2 separate regions of the Mus musculus genome follow, and region 2 is linked to region 1. Evidence: chromatin contacts called from ENCODE Hi-C data. All regions are on one chromosome and are shown on one strand. The core of a region is the stretch at or near the end of the contact, and the rest is flanking DNA. Distances in the headings are between cores, read along the strand shown. Region 1 holds the start of Mroh2a (maestro heat-like repeat family member 2A). Region 2 overlaps Epb41l5 (erythrocyte membrane protein band 4.1 like 5).

The links. Hi-C counts contacts between places; a loop is a spot of excess contacts on that map.
Region 2: a loop to region 1 is called in a map of T-helper 1 cell, with 15 times the contacts of the local background. The contact joins the enhancer-like site here to the promoter of Mroh2a in region 1. A Hi-C loop is called at or near these places in 3 of 37 maps with a recorded cell type or tissue (T-helper 1 cell, T-helper 17 cell and T-helper 2 cell).

The regions. Positions count from the first base shown.
Region 1 is chr1:88,224,365-88,231,943 of GRCm38, forward strand. Mroh2a (maestro heat-like repeat family member 2A) reads left to right here and starts at 2,656. Exons shown (of 42, transcript NM_001281466.1): 1 at 2,656-2,864; 2 at 3,690-3,782; 3 at 3,863-4,044; 4 at 5,978-6,109; 5 at 6,262-6,424. The coding sequence starts at 3,704.
Region 2 is chr1:119,555,510-119,563,135 of GRCm38, forward strand. All of the region lies in intron 20 of Epb41l5 (erythrocyte membrane protein band 4.1 like 5), which reads right to left. Among named protein-coding and RNA genes, the nearest start is that of 3830432H09Rik, 23 kb to the left of the region's middle. Within about 2 kb of position 2,325, at least 1 of the 3 ENCODE cell types and tissues checked has a DNase peak (open chromatin) inside an H3K27ac peak, as active enhancers do.

The DNA of each region.
Region 1 (7,579 bases), core at 1,406-3,905:
GTGTGTGTGTGTGTGTATGAGTAGGTATACATGAGACTATGTAAGGAGGCCAGAAAAGGATGTTGGGTATCCTGCTCTATCACTTTTTACCTTATTTCCTTGAAGCAGAGTCTCTCACTGAACCTGAAATTTCTGTTTTAACTAGCTGGCCAGCTGCCACACCACCTCCAGTAGGATCTGTGTGACAAGTTCCCACAGACTGAGGCGGTTGACCTCAAAAGGGAGAGACCTCCTGGAACCAGTTGTGAAACTCTTTGCTGGAGAAAAAAATATTGAGCCGTAGTTCTCATGGCAACCTGTCTTTTTTGTTTTCTCTTATTCCTTTTCTTATTTACATGTTCCTGGTAGCCTAGGCCAAGATCTTAAGCAAGAATAATGGGCAAGAAACCATCCCTAGATAAGGGGCCACTAACATGACCTTATCCCCAGGGAAACCAACACTTGACTTTCGAAATCATTTACAAAACTATTATGATAAAAACTTTCCCAACAATAAAATTTCATATGGCTACACGTGTATCATCGGAGGTGGATTTTGGCATATGGTAAAGAAAGCCTTAATTAGAAAGAATTAAAATAGTTTAAATTTATACATTGAAGATTATAAAAAATCAGGCACTAGATGTTAAATAATTGACCCTGGGGCTGGAAAGTTAGTTCAGTGGTTGAGAGCACTGACCATTAAAGATTTATTAACCTGCTCCTGGAGATATGCCACTAGCCTTGGACGACAGCCCCCACTAAGTACATCCTTTTAGAATTGTTATATTTTGATGATTTACAATGATGTTACCTGTTCTGTTTGTGATTCACTGAATACATAGTTTCAGAGTTGTAATGCTTGGATGATTTTTGTGCTTTACTGTGCCAAATGATTTTTGTTGGTATCTGTGATTGTTTTACTGGATATAGTTTCTAAGAGATGTAATGTTTGGTTTTTTAATGTATAAAATCCCCTGCTTGAGAGCTGCAGAATACACTCAGATTCAAACTGCCTCTGTGTTTGTTTCTGTTTGTCACCGCCAAATCCTTACCCACCTAGCTTCAAGGACCCTCATTCCAGGGATCCCCATACCCAACTGAGGTGGTCCATGGCAGTCAATCACCAAGCTCCCAAGAGTCATCCATCTCCACCCCCAAATCTGAAATTATGAAAACACACAGAGTCGTGACTGGCTTTTTATGTGAGTGCTAAGGTTCAAACTAGGGCACTTATTCTTAGGGAGCTAGTATTCACTCACTGAGCCATCTCTCCAGCCCCAAAACTCATATTTTAACCTTTTAAATTGCATGGAGTAGAAATGGGATGGAGTGAAGAGTTAGAAGCAAGCAGGTAGAGGTGAAGGAACTCTGTCCTGGGTTGCTTTCCAATGTAATAAACATCATGAACAAAAGCATCTTGGGAAGAAAAGAGTTTATTTGGCTGATACATTCCAATCACAGTCAGTTTAGCCAAGGCAGGAACCCAGAAACAGGAACTGAAGCAGAGGCCACAGGGGAATGCTGCTCACTGGCTTGCTCTCATGTTTTCTTAGTCTGCTTTTTCATATAACCCAAGACCACTTTTCCAGGAGTGGCACTGCACACAGTGGACTAGGCATTCTGACATGATCATGAATCAAGAAATTATCCCAGTGCTGGAAAGATGACTTGAATGTTAAGAGCACTAGCTACTCTTGAAGTAGACCTGTGTTCAATTCTCAGCACCCACATGGTGACTCATAACCATCTTTAATTTCAGTTCCAGGTGATCCAGTGCCCTCTTCTGAGCTCCATGGGTACCAGTTTTGTATGTTGTACAGATATAACCCACAGGCAAAACACCCACACATGTAAATAGATAATTTTTAAAGATTAAAAAAAGAGAGAGAGATAATGTCCCACAGACTTACTTACAGGCCAATCTGATGAAGGCATTTTCTCAGCTAAGGTTCCCATTTCCCAGACAACTTTAGCTTATGTCAAATTGTCAAAAACAAAACAAAACAAAATTGTATCCATCAGTCAGTACAAACTCTCACTTGTCAAGATGGGCAGACTCAAAATGGAATTTTAATAAAGAAGCCGTGGGTCAATATGACTCGGAGTCAATCTGTTAACCTGAAATGCATGAAGGATGTCCCCTAGACCGATGCTTTTGTTGTACAAACTGCTGCTCTTGACCAGATCTCTTAGCAACAGGTGACCAGGAGGTCTTTTGAGGTCCACCTTTGGTTTATGGAAGAATACTTATTCTTCTCTGTCTTTGAAATTCCTTATCTTCTGAGACTCTCCCAGTGAGAACACACCTCCTCACCTGGCTTCTGGTCCAGTTGTTAGAACACACTTCCTCACCTGGCTGTTGAGTAGCCCTAGTGACGAAGGAGGTCTCTCCTCACAGCCATCCCATGCTCTTCCCTCCCTTCAGCTGCCTTGACTCCACCTTTCTATACTGGGCTCTACCTCCACCCCTTTGATCCTTGGTTGTAACCCCCACTAGTGATTTCCTTTTCCCAAACAGGCCACCATACATCAGCACACACCTCTGGGTATATAAATATTTAATGGAAACTTGATGTGAAGCTTTGATTTCAGCCCAATGTACCCAGAGCTCTGGTTGAGAGTGCCTTGGGGAGGCAGTTGGATCTCAAAGTTCCAAGGGTCTGGGAGATAACTGTGATGGTTCTAATGAAACCTCCAGCCATGCAAGGAGTCCTGTTCCTCATGAGGATTACCATGGAGGAGGCCGAGTGTCTGTGGTGGACATTGGGTCCTCCCATTGTTCATATTTTCTTTGGTGGATATTAGATAAAAAGCAGTGATCTTCCTCAGCCAACATTTTTGTTCTACCCAGACGAGGACTTCGTGACAAGGCCACTGTTCAGGTCCTGGGAATCCTCTGAAGTGCTATTCTGGGTTGAGGGTTGAGGAACTGGGGCTGGAGGAGGAAGTATCTGGGGAACTTTGGTCCTCTGAGAGGGACTTCTGTTCTGGTTCGTCTTTTATTAAGAAACTTTGGGTATTGAACAGCTGTTGAAGTTAGTGAGATGGCTGAATTCCATAGTCCCAAATTTGTAATATCTAGAGAAGAGGGAGGGCATTGTCTTTACTAAGCATATTGGTTTATTACTGTGTGACAAAGTATAACTACTTTAGTAGATTAAAAAAGTTCCCACTATCTCAGTTTCTACATGGGCAGGAGTCTGGGTGTGGCTTGCCTGGGCCCACTGCTCATGGTCTTAGAGGATGCAGCCAAGTTGTGGGCAATGTTACTTTTCTCTTTTGCACTCAATAACCTTTCCTCTGCATGTGATGGTTGGCACAACTCAGTTCCCGTAGTTACAGGACTGGGAACCCCAGTTTCAAACCACATGGTCCCTCCATAGGCAGCACACATCACCAATCTTTCCTCTCCGTGATGGCAGAGTGTCTTTTTCTAGTCTGTGAAGAGCCCCATGTGAACAATGTGATCCTGGAAGTCAATTCCCATCACCTTTGCCAACAACACAAGCAACTCAAGAGAGGGAATTCCTATAAGCATTGCATCTAAGGGGAACATCCTGCTCCTTTTACGTTATTTAATGGTTCAAACGGAGTCACAGATTCTACCCACACTGAAGGAAGAGTTTTAAAAAGTTTGTGAGCTCCTGGGAGGTCTTCTTAGGGAGTGTTGTCACATGGAGTATTTATTAATCTCATCCATCTTGAAGGCACTTGAGGAGACATGAAAGAAGCCACTGAGTTGAATGAAGACATGTTGGAGGAAGCAGAGCATCTGGCACTTCTAGAGCCAGAGGATGATGGTAAGGAAGTCAACCACATCACCACACCACTGGTCCCTCTTGGGCCACTCAACACCACACCTACACCATCTTTGTGTCAGGTACATTCTTCCAAGTCACCAACCTCCTGAACATCATGGACAGTGAATCAGCAAAGACAGACACCACAGGGCCAGGCCTGGACATGCGGAAGACCTTGGCTTCAGTGATAATCACAGAGAAGGCTACCACGGATCCCTGTGTAGTGATGAACGCGCTCATCCGCTGCCTGCAGATGCCAGAGGTAGGGACACCCTAAGCCGCCAGACCTCCTCTTTGACCAGATACATTTAGATGCCTGGGAGTCCACCTACCATTCAGCACACCTTTTCAGTCACCATGAACACAGCGTTAAGGGCCAAGATGCAGAGATGGCTGACACCAGAGGCACTCATATTCCTCAGGGCTAGTTGGGGTTAGAGTGATCTGTTTGGGAGGCAATTTTGTGTCTGGTGTGGTAGGTTTGGGAGGTCCCTGGCTGGTGGGGACTGGTCTCAGGATTGACTGGGATTGCAGTCTGCTCAGGTTGTCATAAACTCTGTGGCTAAAATTCCAGATATGCATTTCCTCTCGGTTCTGCATCCTAAAAGGCCAAAGTCAAGATGCCCGATGATCAGGTTTCTGTTAAGGCTCTTCCTGGCCTACTGACAGCTGCCCTGACACCATCTTCATGGCTTTTCCTCTGTGGCAGTGATTCTCAACCTGTGGGTCATGACCCCTCTGAGGGTTGTATATCAAATAGTTACATAACAGTAGCAAAATGTGTGGTAGCAACAAAATAATTTTATGGTTGGGAGTCACCACAACATGAGGAACTGTATTCAAGGGTTCCTAAGAACATTAGGAAGCTTGAAAACCACTGATTTATGGAGAGAGACAGATACAGGGAGCTCCAGTTTTTCCAAACAGTTGCCAGTCCCTTTGGATCAGGGCCCCACCCTTCTGACATTATTAAGTCCAAGTTACCTCCCAAAGGCCCCCCTCAAAATGCCATTCAACTTAGGGGGTTTACATCAACATATACATCTTTGAGGGAATCCAATTCAGTCTATAAGAGACTTTATTTTCTACCTCAAAAAGCATTCACACAAGCAAATGGTGAACTATCTCTTAGAGTTGGCTACCACCAGGAAGGGCAGGCTCTACAGCATTGCTCATCTGCAGACCTCAAGGCATCAGAAAGTACAAAAAAGAAAACATGATTATTTGCTGGTCTTTGTGCTTTAAGGTTTGTGTGGCAGGGACACTTAGGGAAACACCAAAAGAAAAAAAAACGGCTACTTCAGGGGCAATGATAACAATAAAGGCTGAGAACTTGGTCTAGTGCCACTAGTGCCATGAAGTCCTTACTGAACAGTTACCATGGTCTCACTGTTCCTCTGTGTTCAGAGTTCAAAGCCTAGACTCATGATGCTCCGTGTAAAGTCACCCATGACTGAATAGCCCAGTTAGTAACATGCTTGCCTTGCAAGCCCAAGGACCCAAGTTTAATCCTCAGAACCCACGTAAAAATGCTAAGCCTGGTAGTGTGCACTTGTAATCCCAGCAATCAGGAGGCAGAGACAGGAAGAACCAGCCCAGTCTATCTGGCAAGCTCCAGGCCAGTGAGAGACACTGTCTAATAAAAAAACAAAAGCAAAACCAAACAACCCAAGGTGAGCAGCATTTAAGGAACAGCCCCTTGGGCTATCCTCTGACCTCCGTCTGCATGCACACACACATGCACATATGCACTCATGCACATAGTAAGAATCATTCTCAAATGTAACTATCCAGATATGGCCTTGGGCACACAAGCCATCTGCCCAACTCCATCCTAAACCAGGACACCTTATTTGGTAATAAGTGCTGCCCACATAGAAGCTGTTTCCTGCCTGAGTCCTTGCCTCTTGGGCTCTCAAGCCTGACACTATTTAGTGTGTGAAGGACCTTGTGTGTTGACCAAATGACACCTTCCTCACTGACCGTTGACTGAGCCAAGAGAAAAGACTTGTAAGTTCTAGGGATGGGGACATTAGGGACGGGGACACTAGGGACGGGGAGTGTTGGGTGAGTGCACAGAATTGGGAGGGGCTGCAGATGGAGGAGAACTGAGACAAGGTGGTGGGGAATGGAGATGGCGGGTGGTGCTGGGGAAAAGCCCCACCCCTGCTGCCACCTGCCATGCTTGCTCCTAGATTTCTACCCAACGCAAAATGAACATCTACAACATCATGCAGGAGATCATCCAGCAGGAAGGGGAGATGGAGGAGCACTGTATACAAAGGCTGGTGGCCATTGCCTCCAAGCAGATGCGGGATATCACAGAGGTAGTAGGCCCTGGATTCCACCATGCCTTCCTTCTGCAGACCCAGGAGCTGGACTGAAGTTGAGCCTGGCCCAGGCTGTCTCATGAAACTGAGGCAGACTGAACCTGATCAAGTCAGGAGAGGGCTAGCGGTGTCTCTCTTGTTCCCTGCAGGCGGAGGATTTTGAGACCGCCGAGGTGGCCAGTGAGACTCTAGTGGCTCTGTCCCGAAACCACTTCAGCTTGGTCATGTATGAACTGCAGCATCATCTCAAGCCTCTCAACCTCACTGACGAGTTTGTCATTGTCACCCTGGCCAAGCTGGCCAATGGCAATGGTAGGGGTCTGAGATCCTAACCCCAGTTCCTGGCCAGATTGGGCTGGCCTCTCGCTCTTCTGTCACTCAGTTTACCTCTGTTTCTGGCCCTACCCATTGCATTTCTCTCTCTTTCTCTGTGACATGCCTAGTCCTTACCACTCAGATTCCCTTCTATTGTGTTTCTGATTCGCTTTCTCTTTGTCTGACTGTCTGTCTGTCTCCTCTCTTCACCTATATCTCCCCACTCACCCCTACTCTATTTTGTTTCTCCCCCGCTGTTTCTCTGCTCATTTTCTACTCCTTCTTTCCACCTGCAAAAGCATATGGAACTCTTGCCCCATGAGCCTGTGCTGGGTGCTGGGACCCAATGGTGAGAAAAACCCATGTAGTTCCTGGCTTCTGTAGGGACCATAAACAAGGAAACAAGGAAACAGATGCTTAGGAGATGACAGCTATGAAGAGGATGGCCGAGATGACTGTGTGAGAACAGCTATGGAAAGGGCTCCTAGTGAGACAGTTGCATTCTAGCTGAGACTTGGGAGGGAGGCGTGTGTGCAGAGAGCTTGATGGAATTAAAAAAAAAATCCCACTTGTTGAGAACACCATGTGCAAAGGCATTGGGGCAGGAATGAACTTGATTTATCTGAAGACCCAAGAGGTTCCTGTGGCTGGAGATGCCTAGCGGGGAGATGGGCGTTAGGTGAGAAAGGCAGACTGGGATCAGCAATCCCAGGACTCTAGCTTCATTTAAGGTGCAGGAAGCTAGTAGAGATTTCTAAGGGGCAGTTGTCTGATGAAATTCCAGTTCTAGGAAGACAATTCTGAACACTGTGTAGATGGAGGAGGGCTGGGGCAGGTTTAGTAGGTAGTACACAGCTGGGAATGGATCCTGGTTGATGGGGCTTGCTGGGGCTCTTAGTGAAGGAGAGAATTAGTTCATCATTAGAAACGCACTGTGAGTCTAGAATCTGAGGAAATGTAGAGGGGTGCTCTCAGCTTGAGTGGAGGTGCCAGGTTTGGAAAGAAGAATAGACCTAGACTCTGGAAGTCTCCTATGGGATTCTCTCATGTCTGTGAGTCCTGTCTGCTGTCTTTCTCCATCCAAGAATAGAGAACACCGAGTCTTCTTCAAGAGTCACACATATGCCCTTGAGCAGACATGCTCCCTGGCCA
Region 2 (7,626 bases), core at 1,075-3,574, about 31 Mb after region 1:
GGATCTCACTATTTGCTCTGGCTGTCCTGGAACTATGTAGACCAGGTGGCCTTGAACTTACAGAGATCCATTCACCACTGCCTCCCAAGTGCTGGGAAGAAAGATGTGGGTGCCACAAAGCCTGGCTTTGTTAGCTTCTTCTTCCCTCTAGTCTGTGATAAACTATATGACCGAGAAAGCTCAGTGGATCACGAAACACAAAGGAGAAGAGTGAGGAAACAGGAGGCGCCACAGTGAGAGCACAGGGTGGAGAGCAAGTGCAGAAGAAGTAACACCCAGGATTCTGCAGATATTGCAACAGGTAGACAAGAGGATGCTGACCTTCCTGTGACCTGCAGGCCTGGCATACGACCAGGTCTTTATCTCCTGATGAGAACAACAATGGTCTATCTGTGGTTTCAGTGCCAGGAAAGGAGAGGGAGGCCCACAGCTGACCATCTAAGTCATCAGAACGGGCTGGAAATCTCATCTTTACTGTCACTGAAAACTTTGGACACAGTAATGATGAAAATGTCCCAACTAAGCCAGGCAGCAGTGGTCACATTTTTAATCCCAGTACTTAGGAGGCAGAGGCAAGTTTATCCCTGGGAGTTCGAGGCCAGCCTGGTCTATAGACTTGAGTTCCATAACAGTCATGGTTACACAGTGAAATCCTGTCTCAAAACATTAAAAAACAAACAAAAAAACCAAACCAAACCAAACCAAACCACCACCAACAACAACAAAACCCTAGAAAAAAGTCCCAACTAATGAATACTACAGAAAAAAGTCACTTCACCTCTGGTCAAGGAAATCACTCAGAAACGGAATCGATAAAATACTGACTTTTAAAGTGATGGACTATGCTCTAGAAGTGGCCTCGTGTGCAGCTTACAGTGCTGACCACATGGGGAGCAGCCCATGTGCAGGCCAGCCCCTACCTCAGCATCTTTCCACACTGCTGTGGGAGGAAGGTCACTGCAAAGGAAGAATGAACAACTGCGGCGGACTTCTAAACAGCAGGTAACATGAAAAAACAAAAGGTAACATTTTAAATTTCAGAAATGTAAAAACCTAAACAGCAAAAATATTTCATCTTACAAAGTTTAAAAACCATGCAAACCAATAAAAATTTATGGTAAAAATTTATGTACATAATAAAAGTAGTAAAAACAGTCCACACAGGAACCTGAATAAAGGATCTGGGATTGAAATAGTCCCATGCTTAAGAGTGTTACCGTACACAGACAAAGACCTGAGTTCAAATCCCTGAAACCCATATAACAATGCTGGGTGTGGTCATACAGGACGTGTAGTCCCAGCCCTATAGGTGACAGAGACACAAGGATCACTTGGGCTTGTTGGCTGCCAGGATAACACCAGACTCAGCGACAGACCCTGTCTCAAGGGAGGCAGTGATAGCATAGGATACTGAGGCTTCTCTTAGGCTTCTGCTGAGAGGCAAAGAAAGCCACAGAGGAAGAAATTTGGGGGGAAAACCCTGAAGTCGCCACAAAATGGAGCAATTTGGAAAATGCTGAATGTGCCAAGGTAGGACTCTGGGTCCCCTGCTGAAAGCAGACTGGAGCTCAGGGTACAGGGGAGACAGCACCCCTACAGCCCCAGCCCTGGAAGCCTTCTAAATGCTGCACAATGTCTCAACACAGACAACTGTAAAGACCATGAGAACATTTTATTACATTAGTGTGTGTGTGTGTGTGTGTGTGTGCACACGCGTGCTTGCACACATGTGTGGAGGCTAGGAGGACAAACTGTGGGAGTCTGCTCTCTCTTCCTACCAAGTGCGTCCAGGGATTAGGCTCAGGGTGCCATGCTTGGCAGCCAGTGCCTCTACTCACTGAGTCACTTCCCAGGACCCTAAAGAATTCATTATTTTTACTTTTACGTGTATTAGTATTATGCCTGCATATATGTTCACACATCATATGCATCCATGGTGCCACACAGGTCAGAAGAGAGTACAGTTATAGACGGTTATGAGCTGCCTTGTGGGTGCTGGGAATGAACCCAGGTCCTCTGTAAAGAATACATTGTTCTTAGGAAGCTAAGAACCCTACTTAGCCCTACTTTCCTCTGGTTTTTTTCATTTTCTTTTATGTCTTGGCTCTAGTCACATGAACTCTGTCAAATCACTAGCTGAATTCTAAACTAGGGCAGCAGGCATCAGAGACCACAGATAACAAAGACATCTCAAAGTGTTACTTTGAACAGTTACCAACTATTATATAACCACACAGCAGGCAGAACCAAGAAAGCCTAAGACTCAGCTTTGAGAATTACATCATCAAGTCCAAAATGTCCACTTTTCAAATTAAATGTGACAAACTGTGACTCACTCACAAGAAGAAAGACTGTAGCAGAAGCTCCGAAAGCACAGAGAACTTCAGTGGCCGAAGGGCTCAACTGGGTCAAATTCTCTCAGAAAACAAGAACTGCATGAGACCAGAACAGTGTGACAACAGACAAAAATGAACCAAATGGAAACTTAGAGCCAGAAAAAAAGTATGGCTTTTTAGTTAAAAATTTTCTACATCTTTTCAACAGCAGATTTACAAGGCAGAAAAATCAATGTGCTTACACAGAGCAACAGAGTTTATGCAACATCGAATGCAGAAGCCAAACAAGGAAAGCAGAGTGAGTTGAGTCTCGGAGAAGGGCCAGAAGGCCTGCCTGAATAAACACCAGCTGAAAATGGCTAGGAAAGAGACACACATGAGCTCAAGAACTCTGTGAGGTAACCTCAAGAGAGATCTATGCCATCTGTGTTAACTATTCAGTACTGAAAGCCAGGCCACACAGAGACTCTTGAGAAATGATCCCTCCCACCCAATGGATCCTCATAAGGACAGGTCAGTTTTTTCATCAGAAAACCTCTACCTGTAACCCCAGCAACTGACAGATAGGAGCAGGTCACGGGAGCCTGGGTTACAGGGCAGTGACAAAACATTCCTGGGTATCTATCTGCCTCTTGATGCAGACCCAGCTCAACTCCTTCCCAATCCTCTCGCAGCCTTCCCTGCTAGTCATCTCCACTCCTTTGTGTTAGCCACCAGTATCTAGAAAGACTTTCTACCAAGGACCCACAGTGGCCATACAAGGCTGGGGCTCAGGTAGGTGATTTTCATTATCCATCCTTCCTTCCTCCATGATCTTGCTACTCTTACCTCAGCTCTGAGGCAGCCGGCTTACAGGTGCCTCCTTTCTCATTCCAACTCCATCTACTGAACACTCGGACTCTTGAAGCAGCCCCAAGGTCTTCCTAGCCCTTCCACCTGTCTCTCCAGAGATTCTTTGTCTTCCTGCGGCCAACTTTAGGGAGCCCTTCCTCCCCTCACACTTCTACTCCCTGGGTAACCTGCCTTTTGGTGAGGACCGGATCACCCTATCTCTTCCCACAGCTCCTCTCAGCTATTTCTCCAAGCTCATCTCTATTCCTCTTTGCCAACCACTGACTGGCAGAACTCTCTACCTAGGATCGTGAGAGGTTATACCTCCTAAAACAGCAATCAAAGAATGGATCCCCATCCAAAGACAACCAGAGGCCAATGCTTAGAAGCACTTCAATCATAATTACAGATGTCTAGACCTCACTGCAGAACAAACACGCACAGCCAGGACAACATTCCTCTACCAAGACCTACTGTAGCCCTGAGACATGCAACACAGCTGAGACACAAGACAAGAACGTCAAAGCAGCCAGGTGACTATGCTCAAGGACCTTAAAGAGGATACTAATAAATCCACTAATGAAAACAAGAGGAAACAGAGGAATGAAATAAAGAAAACAGTTTAAAACATGAAAATAGAAGTAGAATCACTAAAGAAACCCACGCTGAAAAAAAAACACCTGGAAATAAAAAATGTACGCTGTCAAACAAAGTTAGAGTTAAGCCTCACTAGCAGAGTAAAGATATGGAAAGAGACAGCAACACCTTGATAGCAAGATAGAGGAAATGGCTAACTCTGTCACAGAAGAGGTTCAAAACAAAGACCAGGCACAAAACAATCCAGAAATCTGGGATTCTATGAAAAAACCAAATCTACAAATAGGGAATGTGGAAGGAAGAGAAACCCAGGTTAAAGACACAGTAAACATTTTCAACAAAATCATAGAAGAAAATGTCTCCAATCTAAAGAATGTAGTGCCTAACAAGATATAAGAAGCTGTCTTAGAGTTCTATTGCTGTGAAGAGACTATGGCCACAGCAATTCTTATAAAGGACAACACTGAATTAGGGCTGGCTTACAGTTTCAGAAGTTCAGTCCATTACTCTCATGGCTGGAAGCATGGCAGCCTGCAGGCAGACATGGTGCTAGTGAAGGAGCTAAGAGTTCTACATCTGGATCAGCAGGCAGTAGGAAGTGACTGAGCTTTTGGACCTCAAAGCCCACCCTCTAGTGACAGATTTTCTCTAACAAGGCCACTCCCTATGGGCCAAGCATTCAAACAGATGAGTCTATAGGGGGGGGGGGGTGTAAAAAGAACACCAAACAGACTGGGCCAGGTAAGACATTCCCAATGACACATAATAACCAAAATAGTGAAACACTGAAACATAAAACAAAGAAAGGATATTTAAAGGTTCAGAAAAAAAGACAAAGTAGCCTTTACAGGCAGGCCCAAAGCACCTGACTTCTCATTGAAGACTGAAAGCCAGAGGTCTGGGATGAATGTTCTACAAACATTATCTAATGCCAGCTTAGACTCCTACCCATCACAACTATCAATAACCACAGACTGAGAAAGAAAAACATCCCATAAATAAAGCCAAATTTAAGCAGTATCTATTTAGCAACTAAACTCTACAGAAGGAACTAGAGGGAAAAATTCAATCTGAAGAGATTAACCACACCTAAGAAGACACAAGGAATAAATAATCCCAGAACTGGGATTATTAAAGAGGGAGAATAACCCACACCATAAAAATAAAAGAACAGAAATCAAGAAACACTGCTTATTGGTAACTCATTATTATTTTTTTAAAGAGACATTTATTTATTTATAATGATTTCTTTATTTATTATTTTATGTATATGAGTACACTGTAGCTGTACAAATGCCTGTGAGCCTTCATGTGGTTGTTGGGAATTGAATTTTTAGGATCTCTGCTCGGTCCGGTAGGCCCTGTTTACTCTGGTCAACTCCACTCACGCTCAGTCCCTGGTTGCTCGGGCCCAAAGATTTATTTATTATTACACATTAGTACACTGTAGCTGTCTTCAGACACTCCAGAAGAGGGCGTCAGATCTCATTACAGATGGTTGTGAGTCACCATGTGGTTGCTGGGAACTGAACTCAGGACCTCTGGAAGAGCAGTCAGTCCTCTTAACCTCTGAGCCCATCTCTCCAGCCCCCGTAATTCATTATCAATAGTCTCAGTTCAAAAGTAAAATGGCACTAACAGATTGGACTAGATAAGAGGGTCCAAGAAACACACCTCAGTATCAAGTATAGACATGGTAAAAGGCTGAAGAAAGGTTTTCCAAGCAAATGGACCTAAGAAGCAAGTGGCTGTAGTCATTTTAACATCTGACAAAGTAGGCTCCATACCAAAACCAATCAGAAGAAACAGGGAAGGGCACTATGTCCTCATCAAAGGATAAATCCACCAAGAGGATATACTGTAATTTTAAAAAACATAGGTACACCAAATACAAGGGCACCCAAGTTCATAAGAGAAACACCACTACAGTCATAGTGGGAGACTTCAACCCCACACTCTTACCAATAAACAGGTCAGCCAGATAAACTCAACAGAAAATGGTAGATGTTAAATATCGTGAGAATTCCAATGGACTGGCAGATATTTACATTTTACCCAATGCAAAAGAATATACTTTCTTAGTAGAAGCTTATGGAACTCTCTAAAATTGACCACATATGTGGACAAAAAGCAAATCTCACCAAATCAAGAAAATCAAGACACTCAGCATCTTATCTAACAACCATGGACTAGAGTTCGTTATCAACAACAGGACTAACAGAAAGTATACAAACTCATGACTGAATGAAAAATGGGTCAAGACAGAAACCAGGAAGGAAATTAAACTTTCTAGAATTAAATGAAAATATGACATACCCAAACCTATAGGACCTGATAAAGGCGGTTCTAGGAGGCCAAGTGCCTACATACAAAAACTGATGAGATCTTGTATTAATAACTTAGTGGCATATGCCAAAGAACAAGAAGAACAAATAACACCCCAAAAGAGTAGACATAGTGGTAAGGAAATAATCAAACTTGGAGCTGAAATAAATGAAACAGAAATAAGCAAAGAAAAAGAATAAAAAAATAATGAAACAAAGAGTTGGTTCTTTGACAAAATGAGTAAGACTTAAAAACCCTTAGCTGAATTAGCTAAAGACAGAGAAGATCCAGATTAATAAAATTTGAAATGAAAGGTATACTGGCTACTTTTGTGTCAACTTGACACAGGCTGGAGTTATCACAGAGAAAGGAGCTTCAGTTGGGGAAGTGCCTCTAGGAGATCCAGCTATAAGGCATTTCTCAATTAGTGATCAAGGGGGAAAAGCCCCTTGTGGGTGGGACCATCTCTGGGCTGGTAGTCTTGGTTCTATAAGAGAGCAGGCTGAGCAAGCCAGGGGAAGCAAGTCAGTAAGGAACATCCCTCCACGACTTCTGCATCAGCTCCTGCTTCCTGACCTGCTTGAGTTCCAGTCCTGACTTCCTTTGGTGATCAACAGCAATGTGGAAAATGTAAACTGAATAAACCCTTTCCTCCCCAACTTACCTCTTGGTCACGATGTTTTGTCCAGGAATAGAAACCCTGACAAACACAAATTGATACCAGCATAGTGGGGTATTCCTGTGACAACCTGACCATGTTTTGGGGAAGACCGTGGAAGGACTTTGGAACTTTGGGCCAGAAGATCCATTCGGTGTTAAGAGCTCTTTGGAATGTTGTGTAGGAGCTTGGAAGATAATGTTGAGAACAGTGCAGGAGATGGAGATCTGGCTTGTATAATTTCAGAGGGAAGATTAAAGACTCTTTTCAGTAAAGTGAAACCTTTGCATTACTGGGATTATTGATGCTGGTTAGCTGGGGCTAAGAAATTAGCAGTGTTTAAGAAGAAACCAGCATCATTGAGGTGACATCTTCTGGGAAGTGTTTTCTGAGAGCACAGAAGCTGTGTTCCAGAGATCAAGGTTGTACCTTGTGCTGTGGCTGGACTTAATAATGTGAAAGAGTTACCCAGGTGGTACTGGTTCTGAAGGCATGAAGGGGTTATGCAGAGCAGCTGAGCCTCAGCACTATGAGGGGCCATGGAAGGCCATTGGTGAAGGTGCAGCCTCAGTTGCAACTGATGGCCCAGGACAGAAGGGGTCATGCAAAGGAGTTGAGGCTTGGCACCATGAAGAGAGCCTATGAGAGGCTGTTGGTGAAGCCTAGTTTCAGCAGAAGACAGCAGTGTTTGGAGATGCCAGTACCATGAGATGACTACCAAGAACAGCAGCAGCAGTGAAGTACAGGCAGCTGGAGCCTAGAAGACAAGCCGTGTACTACAAAGGACAGGGCTGGAGAAGTGACCCAAGCCCTTGGAGGAGCCTAGAAGATCCTGAGTTGGATCCCAGACATTGGACAGTTGGAGTTTAATTTTTGCTT